Linked DNA regions of Homo sapiens: regions 1, 2 and 3 are each linked to region 4. A link is an interaction called in ENCODE POLR2A ChIA-PET data of the cell type or tissue named here. Cell type or tissue: K562. All regions are shown on one strand. Region 1 overlaps PI4KA (phosphatidylinositol 4-kinase alpha). Region 2 overlaps AIFM3 (AIF family member 3). Region 3 overlaps KLHL22 (kelch like family member 22). Region 4 overlaps SNAP29 (synaptosome associated protein 29).

The links. ChIA-PET counts read pairs that join two places held together with the same protein. Peaks named below come from ENCODE experiments on the same cell type or tissue, not always from the same donor. Only the 100,000 strongest peaks of a DNase experiment are listed, where the experiment ranks them.
Region 1: POLR2A ChIA-PET joins it to region 4 with 7 read pairs; 5 of 35 experiments call an interaction of 5 or more read pairs at or near these places.
Region 2: POLR2A ChIA-PET joins it to region 4 with 5 read pairs; 8 of 35 experiments call an interaction of 5 or more read pairs at or near these places.
Region 3: POLR2A ChIA-PET joins it to region 4 with 5 read pairs; 2 of 35 experiments call an interaction of 5 or more read pairs at or near these places.

Annotation. Positions count from the first base shown.
Region 1 is chr22:20,803,516-20,811,515 of GRCh38, forward strand. It overlaps PI4KA (phosphatidylinositol 4-kinase alpha), which reads right to left. Exons shown (of 55, transcript NM_058004.4): 9 at 7,452-7,517; 10 at 3,847-3,943; 11 at 1,459-1,650; 12 at 785-885. Among named protein-coding and RNA genes, the nearest start is that of SERPIND1, 33 kb to the left of the region's middle. In K562, a CTCF peak has its summit at 610 (motif pointing right); DNase peaks (open chromatin) are centred at 606, 2,567 and 4,126.
Region 2 is chr22:20,968,621-20,976,620 of GRCh38, forward strand. AIFM3 (AIF family member 3) reads left to right here. Exons shown (of 21, transcript NM_001386814.1): 3 at 4,687-4,900; 4 at 5,138-5,247; 5 at 5,443-5,552; 6 at 5,632-5,676; 7 at 5,905-6,001; 8 at 6,084-6,196; 9 at 7,072-7,158; 10 at 7,595-7,686; 11 at 7,788-7,918. Among named protein-coding and RNA genes, the nearest start is that of AIFM3, 5.4 kb to the left of the region's middle. RefSeq lists a silencer at 3,288-3,479. In K562, no CTCF peak of the experiment used is centred here; DNase peaks (open chromatin) are centred at 374, 2,863, 4,001 and 5,104; H3K27me3 peaks cover 4,789 bases.
Region 3 is chr22:20,483,338-20,491,337 of GRCh38, forward strand. KLHL22 (kelch like family member 22) reads right to left here. Exons shown (of 7, transcript NM_032775.4): 2 at 5,648-5,907. The coding sequence starts at 5,874. It also overlaps the pseudogene KRT18P5. Among named protein-coding and RNA genes, the nearest start is that of KLHL22, 8.5 kb to the right of the region's middle. In K562, a CTCF peak has its summit at 4,599 (motif pointing right); DNase peaks (open chromatin) are centred at 3,074, 4,594, 5,099, 5,544 and 2 weaker places.
Region 4 is chr22:20,863,805-20,871,804 of GRCh38, forward strand. SNAP29 (synaptosome associated protein 29) reads left to right here. Exons shown (of 5, transcript NM_004782.4): 2 at 6,533-6,729. Among named protein-coding and RNA genes, the nearest start is that of SNAP29, 8.8 kb to the left of the region's middle. RefSeq lists enhancers at 3,617-3,911, 3,772-4,303. In K562, CTCF peaks have their summits at 3,361, 3,736 and 4,207; DNase peaks (open chromatin) are centred at 2,257, 3,037, 3,137, 3,797 and 7 weaker places; H3K4me3 peaks cover 797 bases.

The DNA.
Region 1 (8,000 bases), 60 kb before region 4:
ATCAACTACTATTTTTTTGTTTTGTTTTTGAGACAGGGTCTCGCTGTCGCCCAGGCTGGAGTGCAGTGGCACGATCATGGCTTACTGCAGCCTTGACTTACTGGGCTTAAGCAATCCTCCCACCTCAGCCTCCTGAGTAGCTGGGACTGTAGGCACACACCATCATCCCTAACTAATTCTAATTTTTTAAATTTTTTGTGCAGACGGAGTCTCACTATGTTGCCCAGGTTGGGCTCAAGCGATCCTCCCACCTCTGCCTCCCAAAGTATCGGGATTACAGGAGTGAGCAACCGTACCTGGCCAGGGGATATAGATTGTTAAAGTGTGCTCATCTCTTTTGGAAGCATACTAAAGAAGAAAGGGACAAAATATAATTTTTAAACAATGGCAGGTGTGGAGTCAGTGGGATTGTGACAAGGTTAAGAGTCTCGGCAGAGCAGAGCTAGCACTGTGGGTGTCAGGAGACATCCCCTTGCGTGGCCCCATGGCACATGTCCACAGTCCTTCCCCCACAGGCCTTGGGAATGGCCCCCAGCCTCACAACAACGGAGAACTGAAGCCAGCTGCACCCATATGCCACTGACAGAAAGCCCTGGCATCCTGCAGGGGGCAGCCCACACTCAGTGATGAACTGTGCACAGCACGCACTGGTTAAAGCTCCTAAAGACAGAACCGGCAGGGTCTCCGCTGCTGGTGTGCCCACCACAGCCTGAACAGCAACAGCGTGACAAGAGGGAGGCCCTACAGGTGGGATCTGAGCCTCTCTGGGTTCAGGGAGACTGACCTGCAGACAGCAGATCAGCAGGGGCAAGTGAGCAATAATGACTTTGCTGGACGTCTTGGACTGCAGCTTCTCAGATAGCTTGATGCAAAGGTTTTCTGCACCTTAATTCAAAACCAGAAGAGGAGATGAGTGATCAGCACAGGCCAGTCTTTCTAACACACTTATCCACCAAGTAAGCACAGAATTTAATAAAACCCCAGAGACATACTTTAGGCAGGGCTTATTCATACTGAGAGGTCACACAGTGTGTGACACTCTCTCTCTCTTCTCCGCTGGCCCTAAGCCCCCTTGTCCCCGCAGTGTTCATTCCACAGAAAACTTCCCATTCTACTCCTCCCCCAGAAAAACACTTCACCTGAAGGCACTGAGCTTCCATGTCACCACAGAAAAGCCTAAAGAACCAGCAAGATGCAGCAGAGAGCATACACAGGCCCTGAGGCCACGGGCATCCCCATCCTCCCAGGTCCAGTGCCCTCCATGCAGGACAGGACACCAGACGTGCAGAGCACAGCAGGGGCTAATGCTCCACTCTGCACGTGCCCAGGAGGCCTACTGCAACTGCCTGTGCTGGTAACAGAGCCAAGTGTTCTAGAAGTAGTTTGGGGAAACTTGTGGCAAGAAAGCCTCTGGGTCATGCCTGGAGCTCACATGAGAGGCAAGGCAGTCTGTCTCACCCTGCTCGTCCTTCACAGCCCACACCATGAGGTCCACACAGGCAGCATTCGCCTGACAGCGCAGTTTGAGGGGGCTCAGCTCATTGTGGATCCGGTCTGCGTCATGTAGAATCTTCTGGAGCTCCCCCTGGCTCGTGTTGAACTGCTCCAGCACAAAATCATGGATCTCCTTCACAAAAGAGGTCGGGAGGTCTGTAGGAAAGAGTGTGGCATCACAGCTGGGAACAAAACTACAGTAGAACACAGGCAGTGCTAGCAGCGGCTACAGTCTTCCCCTTTTAACAAAAACCCCAGAAAAGTAGCATTTGCTACTGGCCACTGTGGGTCCTAGAATGCCCACTGGAAAGAAGTTGGATAGGAATTGCACAGCTGTCCTCCACGTGCACACAACCTGGCAATCAGAGGAAATGATCATTTCCCAGGGATGTTACAGCCATGCTTTGTTTTAAGCAGTCAACGTACTAAAACCTGAATACATGAAACATATAAATTGGGAAGTATCGTTGCTGGAACTACTTCCACTGACAATATGAGATACTTCTGTGATTTTTTTTTCTTTTAAGAAAGAGGTTGTCAGGGCCAGGCGCGGTGGCTCACGCCTGTAATCTCAGCAACTTGGGAGGCCGAGGCGGGCAGATCATGAGGTCAGGAGATCGAGACCATCCTGGCTAACACGGTGAAACCCCATCTCTAATAAAAATACAAAAAATTAGCCGGGCGTGGTGGTGGGCGCCTGTAGTCCCAGCTACTCGGGAGGCTGAGGCAGGAGAATGGCGTCAACCCGGGAGGCGGAGCTTGCAGTGAGCCAAGATCGTGCCACTGCATTCCAGCGTGGGCGACAGAGCGAGACTCCCATCTCAAAAAAAAAAAAAAAAAGAAAGAAAAAGGTTGTCAGATAAGGGCAAAAACTGGTTGCAGCCTTGAGAAGAGAATTATCTGGATCTTCAGAGCACTCACCCTGAGTTTGAGAGACTTTTCAAACTCTCATCCCCAGGGCCTGGAAAATTCAGGAGAACCACCATGATGCACGCACAAGTCAGCCCAGCCAAGGCAGCCAGCAACACACAGCAGGGGTGGTGGGGAGGGCAGGGGTAATCCCTGATGCCCCTTCTTAGGGAGTTTCAACCCTTGCCGTGGCCCAGATGACTCAGCTTCTGAGGAATGTTCAGAATCAGATTAGGAAAGTGGTTACTAAATTTTGGTATACCTTCCTGACAAAATATTATGTGCTCATCAAAACTTAAGCTTACGAAGAACACTCAACAGTGTGAGGGGAGAGCATAGGAAAAACATTTTGTAAAATGCATAAAAGATTGTTTCCTCACTTCTGGGAAAAACAAAATTCATGAAAGAGGGACTAGAAGAAAATGCTAAATTGTTGTGTGTGCATGTTAACTATTAAGCTATTGTCTCAGGTTGGGTGCAGTGGCTAACACCTGTAATCCCAGCACTTTGGGAGGCCAAGGTGGGTGGATCATTTGAGGCCAGGAGTTCAAGACCAGCCTGGCCAACATGGTAAAACCCCATCTCTACTAAAAATACAAAAATTAGGCAGACGTGGTGGCACATGCCTGTAATCCCAGCTACTTGGGAGGCTGAGGCACGAGAGAATTGCTTGAGCCTGGGAGGCAGAAGTTGCAGTGACCCCAGATCATGCCAATGCACTCCAGCCTGGGCGACAGGGAAAGACTCTGTCTGAAAAAAAAAGCTAGTACCTCTACATTAACAGATTACATGTATTACAAGTACTTCATTTTCTTTTTTTTAATGTTTTTGAGATGGAGTCTTACTCTGTCACATAGGCTGGAGTGCAGTGGCACGATCTGGGCTCACTGCAACCTCCGCCTCCCAAGTTCAAGCGATTCTCCTGCCTCAGCCTCCTGTGTAGCTGGGATTACAGGTGCATGCCACTGCGCCTGGCTAATTTCTTTTGTATTTTTAGTAGAGACAGGGTTTCACCCTGTTTGGCAAGGCTGGTCTCGAACTCCTGACCTTAAGTGATCAGCCCACCTTGTCCTCCCAAAGTGCTGGGATTATACGCATAAGCCACTGTGCCTGGCCTCTTTTTTAATTTTTTAAACTATCTAAATGGATATGTAAAACTGTATCTGTCCTTAGGACAATATAACATGCACATTTTAGATAAACACCTTAGGAAATAAACTCAGCAAAGGAGCCATCATCGATGGTACCGGGGTTGCAGGATCATGGACAGATTTTTTAAATTTGCTTTTTTCCCAAAATTTCAGTAACATGACCACTTTGCTCATATGTGTTTTTCAGTGGCCCCAGCAGAAAGTGAGTACCAGTCTGCAACCACTAGCATGCGACAGTGGCCTGGGAGCCAGTCTTGCTGTACTCACAAACACATGGGCAAACTGTCCTCACCCTTCATGTAGTACAGAGTGTCACGCAGCATCTTGAACATGGTCAGGTAGAGAGGGTCACTGAAGGAAGTGTAGTAGAGATCAGCACTGGGGTTGGCCTGCAGGGAAGGCAGACACACATGACTATAGAACAGAAATGCCCTTCTGCCCACCCTTTGCCTTCACAGCAAGGCCCAGCGGAATGGTGATTCGTGACTTAGCATTCTAAATGAAGCAACTGTTTATCATGACTCATCACTTGGACACTCTACTGTCTTCATCCTCTTAAGCATCAGACCAAGGAAAACAGGAGGCTCATGCAGTCCAGAGATGCCTGCGGGGGAGCAGCCATCTGCACCCTAGTAGGAAGAACCTCCTTGCTGTGGCTGAAGCTCACCATCTTTGGCCATCATTGGCCCAGACAGGGACATGGGAAGTGGTGAAGGAGGAAGACTGACAAAGGCCACCAGAGTAAGGGATCCACACTGTCCATCATCCCAAGGATACAAATTACAGCCAGGACACCTTCAGATACAACTTATGTTTTGTAATTAAAACTCATTTTAAATTATTCTTTAGGAATCTATTTGAAATGTAGCACTATTCTTCTTCTGAAAAAAAAAAAAAAATTCACACAAGGTCTAATGAGTTAAGAAAGATAATAGTCCAGCCCGGGTGTGGTGGCTCACGCCTGTAATCCCAGCATTTGGGGAGGCCAAGGAGGGTGGATCACCTGAGGTCGGGAGTTTGAGACCAGCCTGACCAACATGGAGAAACCCTGTCTCTACTAAAAATACAAAATTAGCTGGGCGTGGTGGTACATGACTGTAATCCCAGCTACTTGGGAGGCTGAGGCAGGAGAATTGCTTGAACCTGAAAGGCAGAGGTTGTGGTGAGCAGAGATCGCGCCATTGCACTCCAGCCTGGGCAACAAGAACAAAACTCTGTCTCAAAAAAAAAAAAAGGCTGGGTGCAGTGGCTCTCGCCTGTAATCCCAGCACTTTGGGAGGCCAAGGCGGGTGGATCACGAGATCAGGAGTTCAGGAGTTCAAGACCAGCCTGTCCAACATGGTGACACCCTGTCTCTTCTAAAAATACAAAAAATTAGCCGGGCGTGGTGGCGTGCACCTGTAATCCCAGCTACTAAGGAGGCTGAGGCAGAATTGCTTTGACCTGGGAGGCGGAGCTTGCAGTGAGCCAAGATCACGCCACTGCACTCCAGCCTGGGTGACAGAGTGAGACTCCGTCTCAAAAAAAAAAAAAAAAAGATAACAGTCCTTAACTTCTATATACTCCTAGTTGAGTAGGATGGAAAATTATGGTTTATCATAACTCGTTTTTTTCATTTTTTTTTTTAGAGATAGGGTCTCACTCTGTACCCCAGGCTGGAATGCAGTGGTATGATCACAGCTCACTGCAGCCTTGAACTCCTGGGCTCAAGTGATCCTCCTGCCTCAGCCTCCTGAGTAGCAGGGACTACAGGCATGTACCACCATGCCCAGCTAATATTATAATTCTTGACAAGTATAAAAGTGGTCTGCAAATATAGCAAATCTTTAAGGCGCCAGAAGTTGGCCAGAGTGGGATAGGGCATGCAGTGTGAGGTTGACAGAGGGTGAGTGAGCAGGTGGAGAAAAAAAGAATCATGTGGAGAGTGTGAGAGTCATGCCAATTCCCAGGAGGACACTGACAGGAAGAGCTGTGGTTGACAGCACTGCAATGATGGCTTTACAGACAACGTCTGGTGGTCCTCACAGGGCAGAAATGGAGAAATGAGACTGGGAGAGGTTAAAGCAGTTCAGGGCTTTGACTCTGGGAGTCCAGACAACACGAGTGTTAAACTTTGGAGCCTTGGAGACCAACCATCTTACAAGCCCACAGCCCAGCTCCATCACTCACGAGCTATGTAAATAAAGTTCCTGAGCTAAGCCTCAGTTTCCCCATATGTAAACTGGGGATTGTTGTGAGATTCAAGGAGTGAGTGAGTAAAGTTCTGGCACATAATAAGCATGTAATAATTGGTAGTGGTTATTACACTGATTATGGATACTGAGTAATATATTGCAGACTCTAGGTCAAGATTACAAGAAACTTTTTTTTTTTTAGCTATGAAACTGTTTCTTCAAATGGATGTTTATGCTAAAGAACAAATTACAAAACAAAAAATACCAGAAACTGCCCTGGTTCAATGAGAAGGAGGGTCCCAGAGGTGGAGTGCAGGCCCACTAAGTCTCCACTTGTCTAACTGCCCAGCCCAGCTCTCGCCCTGGTCCTCCTGGTCTGCCCTCAGTCACAAATGATCAAACACTTATGATGGAAAACCAAAGGTCTCTGAGACCACAAGCTCAGTCTATAGTGAGTGAGTGAGAGAGTTAAAGCTCAGGCCAATGGGCAGAACGACAACCTGAAAAAGGGTTGGAGACAAGGTAGGAACTGCCCAGATGCAACTTGGGGAGTTATAAGAACTCTGTTACTTAACCAAGAACCAACCCAGACCAAACCACGGCCAGCACATACATCTCACATCTGCAATAGCTCGTTGGCAGGGGTACGAAGCAGGAAGAGACATGGTCTACAGCACATGAAGGGCCCTGGTAGTTCCTTCCCTGCTTCATACCTGAGCCCCAGGTACAGTGGTATCAGGCACTGTGTGTCTTAAAATCAGGTGAGAGAAGGAACACCAGGCTTCAATAAGGAATCTGGGTCAGGGACATACCCATGGTAATAATTAGCCTGGCAAATGACAACCTGTCTGCATCCTAACCCTCAAGAGGGGCCTGACCCAAATGTTCCCCGAGATTTTTGAGACCTCCCAGCACCAATGTAATGATTTCATAAATAATGCTGTAGGCCTTGGTTCCAAATACATTAAAGACAAGAGTTCCAGCCGGGCATGGTGGCTCACGCCTGTAATCCCAGCACTTTGGGAGGCAGAGGCAGGCAGATCACGAGGTCAGGAGATTGAGACCATCCTGGCTAACACGGTAAAACCCAGTCTCTACTAAAAAATACAAAAAAAGTTAGCTGGGTGTGGTGGAGGGTGCCTGTAGTCCCAGCTACTTAGGAAGCGGAGGTAGGAGAATGGCGTGAACCTGGGAGGCAGAGCTTGCAGTGAGCCGAGATTGCGCCACTGCACTCCAGCCTGGGCGACAGAGCGAGACTCCATCTCAAAAAAAAAAAAAAAGTTCCCTAGTTACGCACCCCTTACACTTAAAAACCAGGACTTGCATACGCCTAGAAAAGTGTAGCTCTGAGCCCAGAGGAGCAGCTTTGGAAGCACCAAAGGAGTGAGGAAGATAAAAGAGTAGGAGAGACCCAGGCCAGACTCCCAGCTCCCACAGTAACTATGTGATGTGGGCACGTTAGTGAGTTCTCACTAAAACTCTATCTTCTGTCTGTAATGCCACCAGTCAGAGGCACCCTGAGGTGACGTATTTAAAAGAGCATGCAACGGTACCTACCACAGACCAAGCCCTCCGCGGCAGGTGGATTGTTACCACATGAACAAGGAAAGTGAAAACACTGCAAAACCCCTTCCACTCCAGCCCCCGCTCAAACTCTTCCTGCTTTCTCTACACACGTTTAAGTCAGGCTGATCTCATGGTAATGCCCTCAGAAGCGACATACCTCCATCACACTGGCTACAATGGCATCCAAAGATTTGAGAACAGCCTCCTCAACGATCTTCTTCACCTACCAAGGAAACAGAACCTCATGAAGCAACTGACATACACAGAGACAGGAATGCTAGCTCCTTCTACCGAAAACCCATGACAAACTCACATGGTGAAAAATGTGATGCAGATAAAGGCCAATAAATACAAATTATGGCTATGTATCAAACTATATGCACAAAATGCCTTTAATTCTGAAGTCACTTGGGACTGCTTTTCTACCTTAGATAGCAATGACATAAAAACAAAGGAAAAAGGCCAAACTCCCTCAGATTTGTTGACCTGAGATTTCTGTTTCCAGGATGTGCAGACCTCAGGCCTTGCTGCCATTTCACCCACTCATGGTTAACAGGCACAGTTGTGTGACATCCTCTTGCAATCCCCTCCCAGACATCAAGGACACCCTCACAGCCAGTCCTTGGAGCTCATGGCACCTCCTTCCTCTCCGGGCCAGGTGCACTGGCTCTTCTACAACTGCTTAGGTACTCAAACTAGAGCTCAT
Region 2 (8,000 bases), 100 kb after region 4:
TCCACTAAAGACTCATGTCTGCGGAGCTCTCCCTCTGGCCCCCCACTTTCCCTCTTCTCTCCTCACAACACCTGGGGAGGCAGGAGTGTGCAGCTTTGTCACAGGTGGAGAAACTGAGGCTTAGAGAGACCTCAAGAGCGCAGCCAGTGCTCCACTCAACCTGCCAGGCCACGCTGCCCCAGCCAGCTCACCCCAGCCAGCTCACCCCAGCCAGCTCACCCCAGCTCCCCTTACCTGATACCCATCAGCTCCGTTACCTTGGAACTTGTGAGGCTTTTCTCCCTTTCCTGGGTCTAAGGGAGAACTTGGGCGAGGGAGGAGGGCTGTGATGACCCACCAGGCAGAGGGACCCACTTGCCTCTGCTCCAAGAAGCCACTCTTCCTCCCCCGCTCCTGTGCTGTGGACACCTAGGCCTGGGCTGGATCCCTCTCTGCCTCAAAATGTGCCTTGGGCAGATGACGTCCATTGTCTCCCCCTAGCAGTGGGTGGGATGATGCCAGCTGGCCTCATACCAGGCGTCTGTGGCACCGCTGGGCTGGCAGGAGGCCCTGGCAGAAGATGCCACCTGCAGGTTCTTTTAAAGGACCCCAAATGGCTGGCCTGCCTGGGACCCGTGGCCCCAGGACTTCCAGTGTCGGGGGTGGCCACCCTCACCAAAGGCAGTCCTAAGAACTTAGGCAAATCCAGCCCTGCCCCTTTCTGGCTGTGTGGCCTTGGGCAGGTGATTTCCCCTCTCTGAGCCTCTGCATCCTCATTGTAAAGTGGGGCTGTTGTGCCTAGCATGAGGGCCTGGCACACCAGAAGCACTTGCGGAATTTTTTTTTTTTGAGACAGAGTTCACTCCTTCTCCCATGCTGGAGTGCAGTGGCGTGATCTCGGCTCACTGCAAGCTCCGCCTCCCAGGTTCATGCCATTCTCCTGCCTCAGCCTCCCAAGTAGCTGGAACTACAGGCGCCCGCCACCACGCCCAGCTATTTTTTTGTATTTTTAGTAGAGACGGGGTTTCACCGTGTTAGCCAGGATGGTCTCTATCTCCTGACCTTGTGATCCGCCCATCTCGGCCTCCCAAGGAATATTATTTGTTATCCCTTTTCTGAGCTGGGCTCTGTGCTGCCAGGCCTCCCCTGTGGGGCTGTAGCCAGAGGCTCAGGCCCCAGGTGCCCATGCTGGGCAGGTCAGGCATGAGGCTCAGGGAATTTCCAGATATGGGAGTGACAGCATTTGGGGCCTGAGGGTTCAGCTGGGGTCTTAAGGGGCCACAAAGAGACTAGATCAAGCAGAAGACCTCTGTGCAAATCCTTCACTTTCTATCTTGCTCCACTCGATTCTGTGGCTCCGTGTGCATCAGCACCTGCTTCCTGGGTTCCCTCTGTGCTCCTGTGTGTCCTGTCTGAGTAGTTGATAAGAAGGTATCAGACCAGTCCCTCACCTAGCTCAGAGCTAGGAGGAAGTGCAGCTCTCTTAGCATCTGTTCACCTGCCTTTTATTAGGCCATAACTGATACCTAAAGGCTTTCCATCCTCACCATGGCTGCTAGGAGGCTCAGAGCTAACTGGTAAAACACTGCTGCCCAACTCCATCTATTGAGCTTCTACTCTGGGTTACATACAGTATTTCCTTCAGCATTCACTGTCACCAACGAGGTAGGCATTTGCTGTTCTCTCTGTTTTATTTTCATTTTTTGAGATGGGGTCTCATTCTGTTGCCCAGGTTGGAGTAAAGTCGCATAATCATAGCTCGCAGCAACCTAGAACTCCTGGGCTCAAGTGATCCTCCCACCTCCTGAGTAGCAGGGACTACAGGCCTGCACCACCACGACTGGCAATTTTATTTATTTTTTTAACTTTTTTATTTTTTGAGAGACAATCTCACTCCCTCACCCAGGCTGGAGTGCAATGGCTTGATCTTGGCTCACTGCAACCTCCGCCTCCCAGGTTCAAGCGATTCTCCTGCCTCAGGCTCCCAAGTAGCTGGGATTATAAGCGCATGCCATCATGCCTGGCTAATTTTTATATTTTTAGTAGAGACTGGGTTTTGCCATGTTGGCCAGGCTGGTCTCGAACTCCTGACCTCAAGTGATCTGCCTGCCTCGGCCTCTCAAAGTGCTGGGATTACAGGCATGAGCCATCATTCCCGGCCAACTGGCAATTTTTAAATTTTTTGTAGAGACTGCATCTCACCCTGTTGCCCAGGCTGGTCTTGAACTCCTGGACTCAAGCGATCCTCCTGCCTTGGCCTCCCAAAGTGTTGGGATTACAGGCATGAGCCACCACACCTGGCCTTCTCTCCATTTTATAATAAAGGCATCTTAAGGCCCAAAGGGGCTAAGGCAGGTCTTATGGGCAGCCAGAAGTCATGGAGCTGGGGCTGATCCAGTTTTGTGGGTGAGCAGAGACGCCTCTCCCCTCTACCTTTCCAAAGGGCCCCTGACTTAATGGCTTCCATTAGACTGCATCAGTGAGTGGGCTTGGAGCCTTCTGGGAGGAGGTGGAGGATGAGAGCAGCCTGGCTTGGCATTATCTGGCCCCCCTGCCAGGCTATTTGTGAGCTCCCACAGCTTCCACAGCTGGTGTCAGCTAAGTCCAAAGTATTTCTCTTTTTAATTCTTCCAAAAACATTCTAACACCATTACATAAGGTATAGAAAATGGAATGAAAGCCCCACCCATAACCCCCCACCTGATACGATGGCCTCAGTGTGGCTCTGTGCTCTGCATCCTCCCTGCTGGGCTGGGGTCAAGGAACTGACCTTTTCTTTGCCCCTGTGCCCTGCTATGCCTGGGCCTGAGCTGAGGGCTGGGACTTGGGGCTGGGGAGGGGACCTGGCCAGCGTGGAGGATTTAGCAGAGCATGAGATGATGGATGGGCTGGGCAGCCAGGAGAGGCAACTCCTGAGCCTTGTCTGGGTAGATAGGAAGGATGGCAGCCCCAGCCCAGGGGACAGCTCAGGCAAAGGCCTGGAGGTGCATCTCGGCAGCCTCTCTGGGTTCTTGGTTTCTGGAGTGTCAGTTCTGAGGTGGAAGGGATGAGAGGTAAAACCCAGAGGTGCTGGTGCCTTGGGAAGTGAGAGAGGTACCTCCTGCTCCAGCATCGGGCCCATGCTGTGCCAGGGGCTTAGTGTCCATCACTCAGCTTCCTCCCTGCAGCAGCAGCCTGGGAGGCCAGATTATTGCTGCTAAAAATTCTGTTTATTGTTCCCTTCTAATTAGAAAAATATCCCAGGCACATCACAGGGAATTTGGAAAATGTGCAAAAGTATAAAGAAGAAAATGGCAATCTCTGGCTCACTCCCCGCTAGAGCTGGCCCCGTGGGCACGCTGGGGAAGTGGCTCTGTATGGAGGCTGTGGGGGGGGGGGGCTGTGCCCCCTCTGTGCCATCCACATGCATTCCCATGCTCAGGTTCACCCCCAGGGCACACGAGGACACTGAAAACCCAGCACCTGGTTAGTGATGAAGGATTCTCAAATTGGTGAGAAGAGCTATTTTGAGAAGTTGAAATCGGGCCGGGAGTGGTGGCCCACGCCTGTAATCCCAGCATTTTGGGAGGCCGAAGCGGGTGGATCACCTGAGGTCAGGAGTTCGAGACCAGCCTGACCAACATGGAGCCCTGTCTCTACTAAAAATACAAAAATTAGTCAGGTGTGGTGGCACACGCCTGTAATCCCAGCTGCTCAAGAGGTTGAGGCAGGAGAATCGCTTGAACCTGGGAGGGGGAAGTTGCAGTGAGCCAAGATCGCACCATTGCACTCCAGCCTGGGCAACAACAGCGAAACTCCATCTCAAAAAAAAAAAAAAAAGAAGAAGTTGAAATTATGCTGTGAATTATGCTGTGTACATTTTTTTTAATTTTTGAAAAAAATTCAAATATATGGGAAAGTTGTAAGACTAGAACAATGAACCCTTGACTTCCTGTCACCCAGATTCACTGGCTGGGAACTGAGCTGCTGCCACTTTTGAATTCCTGTATGTACATGAGTCATACCCTGAGATGTCAGGGACATTGTCATTGTCCATCAGAAGATGCAGGACTGTAGGGCCTCAGGGTTCTTTCTGCCACAGAGGTTTCTGCAGCCAGGAGAACTGCAGGGTCGAAGGAACTCAGCTCTGTGTCCCCCTCACTAACACTGTAATTGAAAAAGGAGGCGGGGTGTGGTAGCTCAAGCCTGTAATCCCAGCACTTTGGGAGGCTGAGGCGGGCAGATCACTTGAGGTCAGGAGTTTGAGACCAGCCTGGCCAACATGGCAAAACCCTGTCTCTACCAACCCTGTCACGCCACACCTCTGGCGTGGTGGTATGCACATGAAGTCCCAGCTACTGGGGAGGCTGAGATGGGAGAATCACTTGAACCCAGGAGGCAGAGACTGCAGCGAGCCGAGATTGCATGACTGCACTACAGCTTGGGCGACAGAGTGAGACCCTGTCTCAAAAAAAAAAAGAAAAAAGAGACATGCAGAAACGAATTCAAGCAGACCCGGGAGCACCCCCACCCATCCATGCCCCTCCGCTGCTTCGTGCCAGGTTTAAGGCTCTTTGCTGGGCTGGTGGTGCAGAGGGAATTCTGGGGAGGTTGCCAGGCAGGGCTGAGCCTCCTGGCACCCCGAGGAGCTGGCCTCTGCACCCAGCTTGAGGGATGGGGGAGGAAGTTGGCTGAGGTGGGGGGCTCAAGGCGCTGCCTTGCCCACAGTGGAGCTCAAGATCGAGGTGGTGCTGCCTGAGAAGGAGCGAGGCAAGGAGGAGCTGTCGGCCAGTGGGAAGGGCAGCCCCCGGGCCTACCAGGGCAATGGCACGGCCCGCCACTTCCACACGGAGGAGCGCCTGTCCACCCCTCACCCCTACCCCAGCCCTCAGGATTGCGTGGAGGCTGCTGTCTGCCACGTCAAGGACCTCGAGAATGGCCAGTGGGTTCTGGGCTTGCCTGGGAGCGGGGATCAGGGGTCCCAAGGTGGGAGGGTGAGGGGGCCATAGCCGGGGGTCGGGGTTGGCCTGAAGGGGCTATGACCAGCTGCTGCCCTGGTCACTGCCTTTGTGGCTTCTACCGGTCTGGGCCTGCTCCCCAGAAGGCTGGACACTGGGAGGAGCTGCCAGGAGGTTGTGCCTGGTGTCTGGCCTGACCTCTGAGTGCTGCGGTTCCCCAGGATGCGGGAAGTGGAGCTGGGCTGGGGGAAGGTGTTGCTGGTGAAGGACAATGGGGAGTTCCACGCCCTGGGCCATAAGTGTCCGCACTACGGCGCACCCCTGGTGAAAGGTGAGCTGTCAGGTGGGAGGCGTGAGGGGGACCTTCCAGGCCCCATGCCAGCTTGGCTCCTCCCCAGACCCCAGGATCTTCATCTATTAGTGAAGTCTCCTGGGCTGTGGGGAGGGGCCCGCAGTTGCCGGGGCACTGAGATCCTTGGGAAGCAACCCCTGCTGGTGGGCGCAGCCTAACACCTCCCCTTCCCAGGCGTTCTGTCCCGTGGTCGGGTGCGCTGCCCCTGGCACGGCGCCTGCTTCAACATCAGCACTGGGGACCTGGAGGACTTCCCTGGCCTGGACAGTCTACACAAGTTCCAGGTGGGGCCAGGAGTGCGATGGGGTGGGAACCTGGGGGTGTGGGGTTCGGGGCTGGTCCTGAGCAATGCAGCCCTTGCAGGTGAAGATTGAGAAGGAGAAGGTGTACGTCCGGGCCAGCAAGCAGGTGAGGGGATAGCTCGGGGCTCAGGCAGAAGGGAGGAGCCGGGAGGGCATCTTGGCCCAGAGAATGCCATGTGCAAAGCCCTGTGGTGGGAGGAGCTTGGCACGTGTCACTGGAGCAGAGTGAGGGGTTGCGGTAGGGATGAGGCTGGGCTGGAGCGCCAGGACCTGCCTGCCAGGATGATGGCATGCAGAGGATGGCAGTGACCCTCCACCCTCCTGGCACCCACAGGCCCTACAGCTGCAGCGAAGGACCAAGGTGATGGCCAAGTGTATCTCTCCAAGTGCTGGGTACAGCAGTAGCACCAATGTGCTCATTGTGGGTGCAGGTTGGTAGTGGGGTCATGAGGGGCAGGGTGGGAGATGGGATTGGTGAGAAGTGGTTCCTGGCCCACGGGCCCCTCCCCTCAGGTGCAGCTGGCCTGGTGTGTGCAGAGACACTGCGGCAGGAGGGCTTCTCCGACCGGATCGTCCTGTGCACGCTAGACCGGCACCTTCCCTACGACCGTCCCAAGCTCAGCAAGGTACAGGGGGTGGGGCAAGTAGGGACCCTATCCCTCTGGGTCCCAGTTAAGCCCACTTCAAGCCTTGCTTGTCACCCCATTGGGGTCTGGCCGGCTGCCCTCCCTGCTTATGCCAGGCCTGTCCGTGGTACCCCCAAAAGATCTAGATTTGTTGTTGTTGTTTTGAGACAGGGTCTCACTCTGTCGCCCAGGCTGGGATGCAGTGGCGCCTTCTCGGCTCACTGCAACTTCCACCTCCTGGGTTCAAGCGATTCTCATGCTTCAGCCTTCCGAGTAGCTGGGATTACAGGTGTGCACCACCACCATGCCTGGCTAATTTTTTGTATTTTTAGTAGAGATGGGGTTTCACCATGTTGCCCAGACCAGTCTTGAACTCCTGAGCTCAGCCCATCCGCCCACCTCAGCCTCCCAAGGTGCTAGGATTACAGGTGTGAGCCACTGCACCTGGCTTTTCTTTTTTTGAGACAGAGTCTTGCTCTGTCACTCAGGCTGGAGAGCAGTGCCTGTCTCACGGCTCACTGCAGCGTCGACCTCCACCTCCCGGGCTCAAACGATCCTCCCACCTCTGCCTCCCGGGTAGCTAGGACTACAGGCGCGCACCACCATGCCTGGCTAATATTTTGTATTTTTTGTAGAAATGAGGTCATTTTTGTCATGCTGCCCAGGCTGGTCTTGAACTCCTGGTTCAAGCGATCCTCCTGTCTCAGCCTCCCAAAGTGTTGGGATCACAGGCATGAGTCACTGCGCCTGGCCAGATCTGGGTTTGCTGAGTTCTGTCCTGCAGCCCCTATGTGACTGGGGCTGGCCCCACCTTCCCTGGGCCCCAGTGTCTTCTGCTGTAAACTGGCTCCTCTCAAGCTGGCTCTCCCCTGCAGTCCCTGGACACACAGCCTGAGCAGCTGGCCCTGAGGCCCAAGGAGTTTTTCCGAGCCTATGGCATCGAGGTGCTCACCGAGGCTCAGGTACAGGGTCAAGGGTGGGAAACAGGCCCGAGGAGGGAAGGTGGGAACCGTGAGGTTGTGTGGGCCCCTGGGGTGGGGTCTTGGTGCTCTACCTTCCTGGCCCCACAGCCCAGGCACCTGGGAGGTGCTCCAGGCTTGGGAGACAGCAAGGAGCTTTTTCCTGATGGGTCATAGGCACACACAGAGCCCCACGGTGTGTGGAGATGAACGATCAGGGCTGGATAGGAGATACTGGTGGGACTTGGGAGGGTAAGGAGAGGTTTGAGGGGAAGGTGATGTCTGAAGCGTAAAGAATGAAGCCCAGGTGGCAGGATCTGTTTTAATGGGAGCTTCTCAGAGGCTGTGGCTGGGCTGTGGGTGTACTGCAGGACCGGGGAGTGGGCGGCGAGGCCCAGCCCCATGCCCAAGCTCATGCTCTGCCTGGTGGGGATTGCAGGTGGTCACAGTGGACGTGAGAACTAAGAAGGTCGTGTTCAAGGATGGCTTCAAGCTGGAGTACAGCAAGCTGCTGCTGGCACCAGGGAGCAGGTGGGAGGGTCTCCTTTTTACCCATCGGACACTAGGCAGGGCACTGGCCTGGACGGGGCTGGGGCTGCCAGGAGGCCCTCACTGACACGGCCATGTCTCAGCCCCAAGACTCTGAGCTGCAAAGGCAAAGAAGTGGAGAACGTGTTCACTATCCGGACGCCAGAGGATGCCAATCGCGTGGTGAGGCTGGCCCGAGGCCGCAACGTGGTCGTCGTGGGAGCCGGCTTCCTGGGTGAGAGGTAGTGGGCAGTGGAGATGGTGGTCAGGTCGTCATGGCCAGTCCCAGGGAAGTTCTGGTCGAGGAAGGTGCAGGT
Region 3 (8,000 bases), 380 kb before region 4:
CATATTGAGCCTGGATGTCTGCCACGATCTTGGCAAGGTCCTGAGATTTGGGGGCATCTACCTCCACAGTCAACCCAGAGCTGGCAATCTGGTCTTGTAGGCCTTTTACTTCCTCTTCATGGTTCTTCTTCATGAAGAGCAGCTCCTCCTTGAGAGCTTCGATCTCTGTCTCCAGCTACAGCTGAGGGACATTGGTGTCATCAATCACTTTGCGAAGCCCATGTATGTCGCTCTCCACAGACTAGTGCATGGGCAGTTCTGTCTCATACTTGACTCTAAAGTCATCAGCAGCAAGACGGGCATTGTCGATCTACAGAAAGATACGGGCGTTGTCCACAGTATTTGCAAAGATCTGAGCCCTCAGGTCCTCGATGGTCTTGAAGTAATGCCTCCAGTCTCTGATCTGGGTCCCTTCTTCTCCAAGTGCTTCTGGATTTTGCTCTCCAGCTTCCGGTTCTCGGTCTCCAGGCTCCTCGCTCTGTCCAGGTAGGAGGCCAGGCGGTCATTCAGGCTTTGTATGGTCTCCTTCTCATTCTGGATGCTTCCCATTCCTGCCAGATCCCCAGCCATCCCCGCGGCCAGGCCCCCAGACCCCATGCAGCCCTGGAAGCTGGTGGAGCGGGACACGAAGATCCAGGAACCAGAGCCCTCGGTGCCTGCATAGACGCTGGCCACGCTGCTGACCAGCCAGGCGCCATAGCTGGGAGCCTGGACAGAGCCCAGGGACCAGTAGTTGGTGGAGAAGGTAGAGCGAGTGGTGAAGCTCATGCTGTCCGGGGAGGAGAGCAAGAGGACAGGACTCAGGCTTTGCTGATGACCTAATTTTTGTATTTTTAGTAGAGACGGGGTTTCGCCATGTTGGCCAGGCTGGTCTCCAACTCTGGACCTCAGGTGATCCACCCGCCTCAGCCTCCCAAAGTGCTAGGATTACAGGCATGAGCCACCGTGCCCAGCTTTGTTTGTTTTTTGCTTTTTGAGGCAGAATCTCACTCTCTCATCCAGTCTGGAGTGCAGTGACGCGATCTCAGCTCACTACAACCTCCACCTCCCAGGCTCAAGCGATTCTTGAGCCTCACCCTCCTGAGTAGCTAGAATTACAGGTGTGCACCACTACGCCCAGCTAATTTTTGTATTTTTAGTAGAGATGGGTTTTTGCCATGTTGGCCACACTGGTCTTGAACTCCTGGCCTCAAGTGATCTGCCGGCCTTGGGCACCCATTGTGCTGGGATTACATGCATGAGCCACTGTGACCAGCTCTAATTTTTGTATTTTTTGTAAACATGGGGTTTCGTCACGTTGCCCAGGCTGGTCTCGAACTCTTGGGCTCAAACAATCTGCCCACCTTGGCCTTGCAAAACGCTGGGATTATAGGTGTGAGCCACTGTGCTCAGCCTTTTTTTTTTTTTTTTTACGAGAAAAGAGGTCTCTTACTTTGTCATCCAAGCGAGAGTGCAGTGGCATGATCATGGCTCACTGCAGCCTCAACCTCTCAAGCTCAAGCTATCCTCCCTCCTCAGCCTCCCAAGTAGCTGGGACTATAGGCCACGCCACCATGCCCAGCTAATTAAAAAAAATTTTTTTTTCTTTTTCTGAAACTGCTCTGAAAAAATTTAAATGGCATTGGAGTCTTTTCATAAAAGGCACACCTACCCTGGAAAACATCTGGGCTTTGTGTTTTGTGGGGAATACAACTTTCTCTCTCTTTTGGGGATAAAGTGCTATTAATTTTTTAAAAATAAAATCATCAATTGTATCCAAACTTTTAAAGTAACAGACATTGAGTTCAGCTAAGCAGTCTTTTATAATTCACAGATGGAATGAAAACTAAGGGAGGGACGAGGTGACCCATGGAGGTTGTATAAAAAGGACAGAGCCTTTGGGCTCTTCAGACTATAAGGGTCCAGGAGGAGAGGAGAAACCACCTCAGAAGCATACAAGGTTAAAGCATACAAGGTGGGTGTAGGGTCAGGGGAGCCAAAGTAAGTGTGCAATGAAAAGTTATTAACAAAAGTCAAAAAAAGAAAATGCAGTCTGGCCATCCAATTCCTAAACCATGTACAGAGTACACAGAAAGAGCACAGGAGGCTTCCTGCAGCAGGGCAGTACAGCTCTCTGCCCTTCAGGAAAACTGAGATTCCTCCACCTGGGAAACAGCAAGGGACAATTAGGGAAAGCTCTCCAGAGGAGGAGGCATCTCAGGTGGGCCAAAGAAGAAAAATTTCCACAGGACAGAAAAGGCAGAGAAGAGGCCAGGCATGGTGGCTCACGTCTGTAATCCGAACACTTTGGGAGGCCAAGGCAGGCGGATCACCTGAGGTCAGGAGTTGGAGACCAGCCTGGCCAACATGGCAAAACCCCGCCTCTACTAAAAATACAAAAATTAGCCGGGTTTGGTGGCACACGTCTGTAATCCCAGCTACTCAGGAGGCTGAGGCAGGAGAATCACTTGAACCCGGGAGGCAGAGGTTGCAGTGAGCCGAGATTGCCCCACTGCACTTCAGCCTGGGGGACAGGGCGAGACTCCATCTCAAAACAAACAAACAAAAGGCTGGGCGTGGTGTGGCTCACACCTGTCATCCCAGCACTTTGGGAGGCCAAGGAGGGCAAATCACAAGGTCAGGAGTTCGAGATCAGCCTGGCCAACATGGTGAAACCCTGTCTCTACTAAAAATACAAAAAATTAGCCGGGCGTGGTGGCGCACACCTGTAGTCCCAGCTACTCGAGAGGCTGAGGCAGGAGAATTGCTTGAACCCGGAGGCAGAGGTTGCAGTGAGCCGAGATCACACCACTGCACTCCAGCCTGGGTGACAGAGTGAGATTCCGTCTCAAAAAAAAAAAAAAAAAAAGAAATTTATGTTCTTTGTAAAATAATTCAGACAATGCAGTAAACAGAAGAAATTCAGCCTCCCTCTCCCTTTGCCCTTTGCTGAGTCCCCACGGTGCAGCAAGATCCTTCCAGATCTTCATGGTTGGGATCATCTTCCACCAGGTCCTGAGGTTTTTCACTCCCTATCAGTAGACACACCACACTGCCCAGTTTGCAAGTAGCTCCATTGGATAACACAGAAAGGCTCTGTCCTGCACCATGTCTCAGCACTGGGTGCATCGTCCCACAGGAATGACACCTAGACACCCAACATACAACTGCAGGGCCCTAAACTATGGGCCAGCCCACCCCTAAATGCCCTTCTCTCTACCCTTGCCCATATCAAATATTACAAGCCTCTCACACATATTTACCAGTCATACTGGGAAAAAAATAGTCCTTTATCATTTTAACATTTCACAAGTAACTAAAACAAATAATAAACATGCTAACACTTGGGAATGGTCTATTTCTTTTCTTTTTTTTTTTTTTTGAGACGGAGTTTCATTCTTGTTGCCCAGGCTGGAATGCAGTGGCGCAATCTCGGCTCACTGCAACCTCCGCCTCCCGGGTTCAAGCAATTCTCCTGCTTCAGCCTCCTGAGTAGCTGGGATTACAGGCATGTGCTACCACGCCCAGCTAATTTTGTATTTTTAGTAGAGACAGGGTATTGCCATGTGGGTCAGGCTGGTCTCCAACTCCTGACCTCAAGTTATCCGCCCTCCTTGGCCTCCCGAAGTGCTGGAATTATAGGAGTGAGCCACCAAGCCTGGCCTCTTTCTAGGCTCACTGCAACCTCCGCCTCCTGGGTTCAAGTGATTCTCCTGCCTCAGCCTCCCAAGTAACTGGGATTACAGGCATGTGCCACCACGCCCCGCTAGTTTTTGTATTTTTAGCAGAGACGGAGTTTCACTATGTTGGCCAGGCTGGTCTCGAACTACTAATCTCAGGTGATCCACCCGCCTCGGCCTCCCAAAGTTCTAGGATTACAGGCGTGAGCCACTACATCCAGCCTCTTTTTTGTTTTTTTGAAACAGGGTCTTGCTCTGTCACCCAGGCTGGAATGCAGTGGCACAATCTCGGCTCACTGCAACCTCCGCATCCTGTGTTCAAGCAACTCTCCTGCCTCAGCCTCCCAAGTAGCTGGGATTACAGGCGCCCACCACTACACCCAGCTAATTTTTTTTTTTTTTTTTAGTAGAGACAGGGTTTCACCATGTTGGCCAGGCTAGTCTCAAACTCCTGGCCTCAAGTGATCCACCTGCCTTGGCCTCCCAAAGTGCTGGGATTACAGGTGTGAGCCACCGTGACTGGCCTCTATTTCTTATTTATACATACACACACACACCCCCCTGTGAAATGACTCTGGGCTCTTCCAATAATGTTGCCACTCTCCCGCTCCCCTTCCCAATGGAAGTGGAGGGATGCAGGGGGTGTTAGTGATGCATTGTAATCATCCCGGAGAGCAGGACACCTCTCATAAGAGGTTTACCCAAGGGGGGCTGTGGAAAGGGCTAGAAATTGCTCCTGGAGGACGTGGAAAGCCACATAAGGTTTTTGACAGATTAGCGAAAGGCTGCCTACACTGTCATCTTCAGAAAGAGTGGTATGACACTAAATCAAGAAGGGCTGAGAGGGTGAGCCCAGGGGATCCCATAGGCTCCACAGCCTCTGGCCATCCTCTCCTATACAGGTCCTAAGTCCCCTGCAGGGGGCCCTCAGCTCCTCTACCCTACCCACTGTCCTGTATGTTATCTTAATGCTTATTAAAGGCCTCAGCTGAATTTCCCTGGTGAACTGAAAGAATTCTGCTGCTCCTGGACACATCTGCACCAAGCCACCACTGGGTCACATTCTCCAAAACTCCTTTTGGAGACAGAAGGCACTTAAACCATACATATTTTGCTTGATAGTTCCTAATTAAAAAAATAGAGAGAGATAAAGAGAAAGAGAGAGAGAGAGAACTACAACTAAGCCTTGAAGACAAAATGATTGAACAGAATCAGAGCTAGAATGGAACACCTCAGGCTTGGAGTCCCATGACAACCTTGCTGGGGACCACGAGTGGCCCTCAGTCCTTCTCAGGCTCATGCCACCTATGTGAAATAAGGGTGGTGACACCCACCTCCTTGAGTGCAGAGCAGTGCAGACAACAGGGCAAATGGTGTATTGATCTGCTATCTGTGTACATAAATTTATTCATTTAAGCCATGGGTATTGTTTGAATATGTGAAAACCATGTCAGGTGCTAGGGATAAGAGACAGATTCCAACCCAGTGGAAAAGACAGATAAGCCAGTGGTTCCTCACACTGTGCCAAGTGCTGGGATGGGGTCACGAAGGAGGCCATAAGAAACCCCAGAGGGGCCACAGAGCTCACTGGGAGGGCCAGAGGCTAACACCTGAGGGATGAGAGGTGTGAGCCAGAAGGTGATGCATACACAGCAATAATTACTGACGGAGGGGAGGAATGGTAAGGGAGGGGAGGAGAGAAAGGAGGAAAGAAAAGAGAAAAGAAAAGAGAGAGAAAAGGAAAAGAAAAGGAAGAGAAGAGAGGGAAGAGAAGAGGAGGCAAAGCCCAAGAAACAGGATCACTGAATGAAAAATGAACTCTAAGACCCCCTTCTGTCTCTCACACTTGTTGACTAAGTCATAGCCACAAGGAGTAGGGGAGGCTCTGAGGTGAGCAGGAGACCAGCCACTGTCACCGCCAGTACCTTTACTAGCAGAGCCAGGATTACCTTTGTTATTCTTCTTACAAACAGCTCTAGTGAACTCACCTGAAGTAATCGCAGGACGCAGCCAGCAGGATGCGATGGGCCTCGATGTGTCTGCCCTCCACCACCAGCACAACATCGAAGAGGATTCCGCTGTCCCGGAGAGCCAGCAGCCCTCGGAGCAGAGCCTGGGAGTGCTGTGCGCTGCGGTAGGTGTTGTTCACGCAGTGTGGGTGTGAGGGCTGTGCAGGCAACTTGCAGAGCTGGGTGAACTCCTGCTCCTCTGCCATCCTGACAGCCACAAGATCCCTTACAACTGTGGCCTGACAGTTGGCAAAACAGGGGACAGGGGTGAGCAGGCAGGCATCAGCCCCACCACACACAGACTGGCCAGCTCTGTTGCTCCCCTTGCTCCTGTGCCTCCCTCAGGCTCACCTGTTTTCCCTCTATTTCCAAATCCCCTAATTCCTTCTCCCCTCCCACCTCTAGTCCAACTTCCTGATGGCCTTCTTCCTGATGACCTGTGTGCCATCATGCCCAAGACTCTTCATCTCATTGTATCTTCTTCAGCGGCAAAGTCAAACAGAAGGGTTTTGGGAAACAGACTGACCTGGGTTGGAGCCCAACTCCACAGGGACTTACAACATGACCAAACTGAGCCTCGAGCTCCCCAATTTTAAAAAGAGAGATAAAAGTACCTACCCCATTGGGGTATTCTAAAATTGGTAAAACAATGAACATGAAGCATAAGCACACACCAGGTTCTCAAGAGCTCTTCCTCCCTCCCATTGAATGAACAAAATTGGGTTCTTCCTCATAGTAATGGATGCATAAAAATGGCAAGACCTGAGTAGTGGTCAGGAGACACACAGCCAGGAGTCTGGGAGGTGGGTGCCAAGGGGGTGGCATTTCCAGGGCCTACTTTCCTTTACTGAAATTCTGAGAGTCAAGCACAGTAACTGTGATTGAACCTGATGCATTTAAATTCATCTGCATTGCCTTTTAAATTAAAGATTATCTTCTAATAATTGAGTCAGTACGTTCAAAAACCGCAAACTGATTTGAATTGGAGCCTCTAAAACCTAATCAGTAAAATGAACCTACTGCAAATGCACTTTTGCCATGGAGCAACCAAAAGTGACTGTGGATAGCCAGCTGTTCAGGTCAGGGAGTGGCCAGTCCCACACTGTGAGGCATGGCCAAGCTGCAGGCTCTGTAGGCACAGCACAGTCAGCTACAAGATGTGAACATCTGTCTTCTCCACCTCACTTCATCCTACTTTCCTCTCCCCAAAATATGTTTATTCTCCAATTACCTCCAGTCATGCATCACTTAATGTTGGGGATACATTCTGAGACTTATATCGCTGGAGGCAATTTCCTCAGTGTGTGAACATCAAAGGGTACACCTACACAAACCTAGGTGGTAGAGACTACTACACATCTAGGCCATAAGGTACAGCCAATTGCTCCTAAGCTACATACTTGTACAGCATGTTACTGTAGTTCTGAATGAAAAAAACACACTGTTTTTCCTCTCCTCTTATACCACAACAACAAACACAGGAGACTTCTGTGACCAAATGTGTGAGGGTTTTTCCCCATTAACAAGCAAGCAATCAATTCTGCCACAGATACCAGCTGGGTGTCTTCTAATTCAGCAGTCCCCAATCTTTTTGGCACTAGGGACCACTTTCTTGGAAGACAATTTTTCCACGGGGTCGGGGAATGGTTTCGGGATCAAACTGTTCCACCTCAGATTATCAGGCATTAGCTAGATTCTCTTTCGGAGCACACAATCTGGACCCCTCACATGCATGGTTCACAACAGGGTTTGTGCTCCTATGAGAATCTGATGCCACCTCTGATCTGACAGGAGGTGGAGCTCAGGTGGTAATGCTGGATCACCCTCCACTCACCTCCTGTTGTGCCACCTGGTTCCTAACCAGCCACAGACTGATACAGGTCTGAGGCCTGGGGGTTGCGGACCCCTGCTCTAATTCAACTCTAACACTACCTGGAGACAGTGTCTGATCCCACAGGTTGAGGGCTGAGTCTCCCAGGTTGTTTCACCTGTGCTTCTGACCAATAGGCTATAAATTGGGTTCCCAAGATCCCCTTCTTGGGTTCAACTAATTTGTTAGAGCGACTCACAGAACTCAGGAAAATACTCATGTCTACTGGTTTGTTATAAAGGGTATTGCAAAGGATACAGATGAAGAGATGCATGGGGCCAGACATGTGGGAAGTGGTGCAGAGCTTCCAGGCCCTCTCCAGGAACATCACTCTTTAGGAGCCTCCATGTGTTCAACTATCCAGAAGTTTTCCAAACCCAGTCATTCAGAATTTTTATGGAAGCTTCATTATGTAGGCATGACTGATTAAATCACTGGCCATTGGTGATGAACTTAATCTTC
Region 4 (8,000 bases):
TTTCCCTCCTTCAGTGTTTTGGGGAGATAATGCCGTGGATAAAAATGGGTTTTTTTTTTTAAGTGAAGTATTGTATACATTCTGGTCTGCATGTGCTTAATAGAATGGAGTTTGTTCCACACTAGTATGTAATGAGCTGGGCTTTCTTTTTGGCTGTGTTGTATTCCATTGAACAAATGACTTCTATTTATGCAGCCTGTCCCCTAATGATGAGCATTGAGGTTGTTTACACCTTTTGGTGAGTCTATTTGCATCCTACTTGGACATGGTTTTTGTACACCTTTTCATCACTCCAGTGGAGGAGACTCACCTGCCCAGGACACTCTGCTTCCCCTCTTGTAGCTGAACTTAACTCCACTGAGGTTTTCTGGGGCCCGAGATCTCGGTTCAGGGGAGTCCAGCAACAAACATTAGACCAGGGTTGGAACGGCTGGCACAGTAACATCAATGGAAAGGGACAGAGTTTGAGAGTTCAAACGTGATGCACTCAGCAGCCACCGCCAGCACATCCTCCACACCGTCTCGTGCAGGGGCCCACCCATCTCTGTGTCTTTCCAGCACACAACAGTCACCCACACTGGGCATTCCATTCAGAGGTGGGAGAGAGGAGGACACCCCTCCTGGCCCAGGAGCAGAGGCCATCAAGGTGTCCCCGGAACTTAGAGTAGATACATTGCCAAAAGGTGATATCCTCATTCTCAGGGATTCTGGTCTTGGAGCAGCCCACTCCAAATGAGGGGCCGTACAGACCAAAGTCACCCCTCTGAGGCAGCGTGTGGTGATACTGATGCAGCCAGAGTTCTTAGCAAAAGTTGATGGATGGGGACAAGCAGCTGCTAGATTAAGTAATTCCTCAAATTTGTAAATGTCAGCAGTGGAAGAGGAGCAGTCTCTTACCCATCTCTTGCTCAACTTTCTACCCCCACGCTTCTCAGCACAATGTCCTTAAGCGTTATTGGCGCTCCCAAAATAGTTGCCAAATGAATAAGTGACCTGGGGAAGGAAAGGAAGGAGGGAGGGAACAGAAGATTGCCTGAAAAAGGAGGAGAGAGTTGGGTGGAAAGAATGCATTGAGCTGTGTGCCTTGGTTGCAATGCCTGTCCTGTGACCAGAAAATGCATCCCAACACATGTCAGGCTGTGTCTAGCAGGTGGGAGGGAGTCTGGTGGAGAAATGGCATTGGACCACATACTCACCGCTAGGTCTGTTCGGGATTTATTTTTAATTAATTTTTGGTAAACTATCAATGATTGAATTTGACCATTGATGGCCAGGTGTGGTGGCTCACACCTGTAATCCTAGCACTTGGGGAGGCTGAGGCAGGTGGATCCCTTGAACCCAGGAGTTCAAGATCAGCCTGGGGAATGTGGTAAAACCCTGGCTCTACAAAAAATACAAAAATTACCTGGGCATGGCGGTGCATGCCTGTAGTTCCAGCTACTCAGAAGGCTGAGGTAGGAGGATCTCTTGAACCAGGGAGGTCAAGGCTGCAGTGAGCTGAGGTCATGCCACTGTATTCCAGCCTGGGTGACAAAGTGAGACCCTGTCTCAAAAAAAAAAAAGAATTAGACCATTGATCCCAGGCCAATTTGCTGGCTTGTTGGCTGTAACAGGATGCCTTCTGAGGATGGGCTGGTTGTTCGAGCTTCTGGCTTCTCCTTCCTGGGCACATCCACTCACAGCTGCCACATTGTCCCAAGGAACCTTGCTTTGCTGACCAGGAAACATGCTGTGACAAGCTGAGCGGCCATCTGCTATACAGCTTTCTGCCTCTGAGGTGTTCTTAGAGTGGGAAGTGTTGTAGGGAGGTGTTTGGGGGTTCCCAAGACTACCCTCAACTTCACTGATTCACTGGAAGGATGCACAGAACTGTTACACGTATGGTGATGGTTTCTTACAATGAAAAGATGCTGATTAAAACCATCAAATGAAAAAAGTGCATAGGGCAGCGTCCAGGGGAAACCAGGCACAAGCTTCCAGTTGTCCTCTCCCCATGGAGTCATGTGGACAACACTTCTCCAAGCAGTGCGTGACAACACACACAGAGTATTGTCAACCAAGGACCCTCACTTAAGCCTGGGTGTCCAGAGTTTTTTGGGGAGTCTGTCACATAGGCATGGCTGAGTATAGTCTCCAACCCCACCAGAGGTCAAGCTGATAACGTGTAGCCCAAGGCCACCATCATATATCACATTGTTAGCATAGTCTGTCTGACCTGGTCTAAGCTTAGGCTCACTTGAGCAAGGACACTCTTATCAGGCAGGATATTCCAAAAACAAGGAACCAGGCTAGGGCCACACCTCTCTTTGGAATGTGGAGTGTATGGACAACCCAGAGCTGCTGAGCTAGCCTTTTGCTCAGCCCCAGGTTGGCCTGCACACAGACGGCGAGGGGCACCAGCACTACCGCCTTTGCCCTTGGTGGTTTTTCCTGCACCCTAAGACCCGATTTGTCTCTGAATCCACCCCATACTCCAGCTGCCACAGTCAGAGCCCCGGGTTTGAGCATCTGCCATGGGTGCTCACGTATCCCTGCCAAGGCTTGTGCCTGTGCACACTCCCTTGGGAAGGGAGAGATGGAACAAAGATAAATTTCAGATTTCTAGATTCAGCTCACTGACTCCAGATTGGCCTCCGTCTACTTATGATGAACCTCATTTATCAGAACCTGAGTTTACGAGCTCAGTATGAGAAACACAGTATTGATGCCCTTCCGTCAGGAACCTGGGGAGGTCTCGGTCACGGAAGCCCACCTGATGTTATAAGATGTGTTGGCTGCGAGTTGCAGTTGAGATCTGTTGGTCACTGCTGCCCTTTGAAGGCCTTAGTGACATCCTGTGGGTGTTCCCTGCCGAGTCCTGTGGGTAGCCCCGCTCACTCCCCACACGGTTCCTCTGCCCCTGCACAAGCTGCACCCTCTGCCTGGTGCCCTTGCCCCACCCCAACTCTTCGTTGTGATTTGTTTTTAGGAAAACTAAGTCCAAATGGACAGGACCCCCAACTTTCTGACTGCCTAACTTCTCAGTCTCTCCTCCAGCCTCAACAGGGAGCCTCTCTGACCCCCACCTTAAGCTAAACAAAGAGTCTGCAGGGAGAGGTGACTCTGTGTGTGTATGTGTTTGTGTGCACGCGTGCAGTAGCTTTAGTTTCTGCCTCCCCCACAGGACTGTAAGCTCAGTGAAGCAAGGACTCATCTGCCTTTCTTGGATTCCGAGCATTGCAATGTTGTCAACAAATGAAAAGCTGAGATTGAACCTCACTCATCTTGCTCTCTGTTAGACTGTAAACACCATCAGGACAGAGACTTGGGATTGTTTCGTGGACAAAGAGAGAACTCTTGTTGGGGTTCAAGGGAGTAAGAAGGGCATCACCTGTAATGCTTAGTAATCACTGAAACAAGGAAGCACTTTGCATGTGCGTCCTTTACACTGAGGGCACCTGCGGAGCTCACTCCCCTAGCAGCCACCCAAGTCCGTTCAGGGACCTCATTCTCCCACGGGAAGTTGGAGAAGATGGGCCGTGGCTCTGCGGAGGGGGGTGTGGACCTGCCTCGGTACCTGGAGCGGTTGAGGCCTGTCTTGGTGGTGGCTGGGGCACAGGTGTCTGCCTGGCCTGTCCTTACAGACTGTCAGTGTTCTCTTTCCTGGTATTTTGGTGTTTGCTCTGTCAAACCCTTCTTCCTCATTGGTTGGAACTAGGTCACAAGCACATTAAGTCCGGTCATTTCCTCTGCCTTCTGGGGGTGGATTTTAGCAGAAGAAACAACTCCTCCCTTGCTGGCCTCATGACCTCTGGTGAACACTAGCTTTCAGCAAACAGAAACTTCCAGAGGCCAGAGCAGCACTCAGTCGCCTGGCCTTCCAGCCTCACAGGCAAGATAAGCCACCCTCACAGACTTCTCTGTGCTCCCATCTAAACATCTAAATCAGCCATCTGGTTTCCTTAACAGTAGCACAGACTCTGGGAGTTTGAGAGAATGTGTCTCTTGTGAATAAGAGAAAATAAGTCCATACTGGGGAAGGTAGCTCTCCAAATTGAGATGAGGAGGTCAGGGTGGGAGGGTGAGTGGTCGTGGGTTGGCCCTGATGGGAGGAGCTCACCATCAGGGAAGCTGAGGACCTCCCTCCTAATGTGACAGCAGAGTCTTGGCCACCTCTTCATTCCCCAGTCCCCAACCTGGCTGCTCTGAGTGTCTTTCCAGCTACTGGAAAGCTTCTTCTGCAGCCTGCAAAGCTAGCTGGAACTGGACTGTCAGAAAAACATGTAGATGCTGGAGAAAATCTGTTAATCCTAACGTATAGCTCTGCCTTATTCCAGAGAAGACCGCAGTGTGGACATGAAGATGATAAACTTGAGGTGATGGAAGGAGCAGAAATGCCAGATACATTAGCAGCTCTTTTTTCTTTTGAAAACTAGCCCTTGCAAGATTTGCTTGACATACTGAGTGACACTATCCAGAAAACATCTTTTTTTTACTTAAAAAAGGCTGATGGTTTGTTCAGACATCTCTTGTGAACTAGTGAAAAACATAAACGTTGAAAGCTGTAAAATTCAGCAGTTCTAAGTTTATTTCCAGCAAGAGTTAAACAAAGTTTAATAGTAAATTCAACCAACCAGTGTTTTAGCTTTTTGCCTATACATTATGTTTTTAAATTTCACCCATTAAACAAGGACTCAGGTTACACATTGATTCCTTAAGGACTTTAAGGAAGCCACAACCATTTATTTATAGTTGCATTTTGCTCTTCAGGTTTCCAGGATGTTTAAAATTTTTTTTGACTTTGTTTTTAGGCATCAAGAGAGAATATATCTAAAAAACATTTGCATAGTTAGTGTAATTGCTAAGCCACAGGGTGATGGGTGGATAGATTCAGAGGAAGGCAGCTGAGGGCAGAGGCTGCCTGACAGAGCAGGAAAAATGAAGCTCGAGAGCCTTCTGGCTGGAAAGGCAGCTCACAGATGGGCCGCAGCTGTAGATCAGTTCTGAACTAGGGACTGAAGCAAGTTTGTCGTAAATAAAGGAAAGTGGTAGTGTTGATGTTGTGAATGTATATCCACAACCAGAACCATCAGCTCTGGAGGGACCATCAGGCTGCCACTGTGGCCACAGAGCATCACTCACGTCTCCATTGGGCAGATTTGCAGAGACTCAGCAGTGAACAGAGCAAGTCCCTGCCTCGTGGAGCTCATATGCTGTGAGCGGTGGCTCATGCCTGTAATCCCAGCACTTTGGGAGGCCGAGGCGGGTGGTTCGAGACCAGCCGGGCCAACATGGTGAAACCCCGTCTCTACCAAAAATACAAAAAACTAGCCAGGCATGGTGGCAGGCGCCTGGAATCCCAGCTACTCAGGAGACTGAGGCAGGAGAATCGCTTGAACACAGGAGGCAGAAGTTGCAGTGAGCTAATATCACGCCACTGCACTCCAGCCTGGGTGACAGAGCAAGACTCCATCTCAAAACAGAAAAGGAGGTGGAGAAGAGGGGTAGTGGTTGGAAGAAGGAATTCTCCTTTAGGGAAGATGTCTGGGAAGGCCTCTCTGAGAGAGTGGCCTTTGAAAGGAGACCCTAATTGGATGAGGGATGAGAGGCTGAGCCATGTAAGTATCTGGATGGAAAACATTACAGGCGGAGACAGTGGTGTGTGCAAAGGCCCTGGGACAGGGTCACCCGTGTTAACAGGTTTTAAAGCTGGAATTGTGGATGGGCTAGAGTCAGACACTAATAGGGCCCAGAGGGGACACTGGTCCTTGAAATAGAATTTGAGGATTTGACCATGGCCAGGAGGCTCAGGTGGCCCAGTGGGAACTCCTTAAATGGGAACTTCCTAAAGGAAGAATATAAGAACCAAAGTCCAGGGGGCAGTGCCAGGCCCAACCTGTGAGGGTTCCCAGAGTTGGAGGGCTAGAGAGAATCTGCTTCCAGTTCAGGCCATAGACTCTGAACCTCACAGGCACATTGCCATCCATCTCCCCTCACCCCCAACCGAGACGGAGTCTTGCTCTGTCGCCCAGGCTGGAGTACATTGGCACCATCTTGGCTCACTGCAACCTCTGCCTTCAGGGTTGAAGCAATTCTCCTGCCTCAGCCCCCCGAGTAGCTGGGATTACAGGTGCCCGCCACAACACCTGGCTACTTTTTGTATTTTTAGTAGAGAGGGGGTTTCACCATGTTGGCCAGGCTGGTCTTGAACTCCTGACCTCATGATCTGCCCGCCTCAGCCTCCCAAAATGCTGGGATTACGGGTGTGAATCACTGCGCCACCCTCTGCCATCCATCTTAACATGGCGCCATGAGCCAGCCTCTCAGGAAAAGGGTCTCATGAACAAATGAGGAAAGCAAGTAGAGGTAGGGCAGGGAGGGAGAGGCAAAGGAATGTGTTGTTGGAAAGGGTAGTGTGCCCCTCACAGATGACAGTACCCGTCTCCAGATGTGCCCACTGAGAGTTTATGAAGGGGCTGCTCCATGTGGTCCTTGACTGCCCTGGGGGAGAGTCACAGAAAGCTATAATGCCACTGCCTCTCGGTTTCCCCAGGAGCTCGCCCGTCAGCGAGGAGTCCTGGAGCGCACAGAGAAGATGGTGGACAAGATGGACCAAGATTTGAAGATCAGCCAGAAACACATCAATAGCATTAAGAGCGTGTTTGGGGGGCTGGTCAATTACTTCAAATCCAAACCAGTAGAGACCCCACCTGAACAGAATGGCACCCTCACCTCCCAGCCCAACAACAGGTGAGTGCATCTTCTACCATCTGGGTATAAAGGAGCAGAAGTGGGGATTAGTGCAAATGACCAAGACTTTCAGTCCACGTCAGTGCCATGAAGGGATCCAACAACCCTTTAAGTTACTCATCAGGGGATATTTGTCCTCAAACATTGTGAAACCAGGAACTGTTCTTCCCTGATCCCATGTTCACTTGATTGACATCTAGTCTGTCAATAGCTTCTCCAATAATTGTGACCCCACTACTTTGAAAGAGAGGGTGTTCACCTCAGCGTAATCTGTACAAATGTGACTCACTTCACATAATTTTTGCTTTAAAAAATCTTTAGGGCTGGGTGCAGTGGCTCACACCTGTAATCCCGACACTTCAGGATGCCAAGGTGGGTAGATTGCTTAAGCCCAGGAGCTCGAGACCAGCCTGGGCAACATAGTGGGAACCCAGTCTTTACAAAAATTACCCAGGCATTGTGGTGCACACCTGTAGTCCCAGCTCCTCAGGAGGCTGAGGTAAGAGGATCTCATGAGGCCTGGAGATCAAGGCTGCAGTGAGCTGTAATGGTGCACTCCAACCTGGGCTACAGAGGGAGGCCCTGTCTCAAGAAAAAAAAAAAAAAAAGTCTTTATGTCTAAATTTGTCATATCTAATCCAATTCGCCCATTGATTTTTATTTGAAAATTATAAGGCTGGGCTCAGTGGCTTATCTGTAAAATCCCATGCTTTCAGAGGCTAAGGTAGGAGGATTGTTTGAGACCAGCCTAGACAACATAGCAAAGACCCGTCTCTATAAAAACTAAAAAAAAAAAAAAATTAGCCAGACATGATGGCACGTGCCTATATTCCTAGCTACAGGGGAGACTGAGGTGGAAGGATTGCTTTAGCCCAGGTGTTAGAGACTAGAGTTAAGCTATGATGGTGCCACTGCACTACAGCATCAGTGACAGAGTCTCCCTGTCTCTAAAAAAAAAAAAAAAAAAAAAAAGATTTAAAGCTAAATAATTAAAATCAAAAAAATAAAGTTAGAAGTTGCTTTCCTCAGGTTTTGGCTCGAAATATAAAATCATACATGAGACTGGGGGCCAGGCACGGTGGCTCACGCCTATAATCCTAGCACTTGGGGAGGCCGAGGCGGGTGGATCACCAAGTCAGGAAATCAAGACCATCCTGGCTAACATGGTGAAACCCTGTCTCTATTAAAAATACAAAAAATTAGCTGGGCGTGATGGCGGGCGCCCGTAGTCCCAGCTACTCGGGAGGCTGAGGCAGGAGAATGGTGTGAAC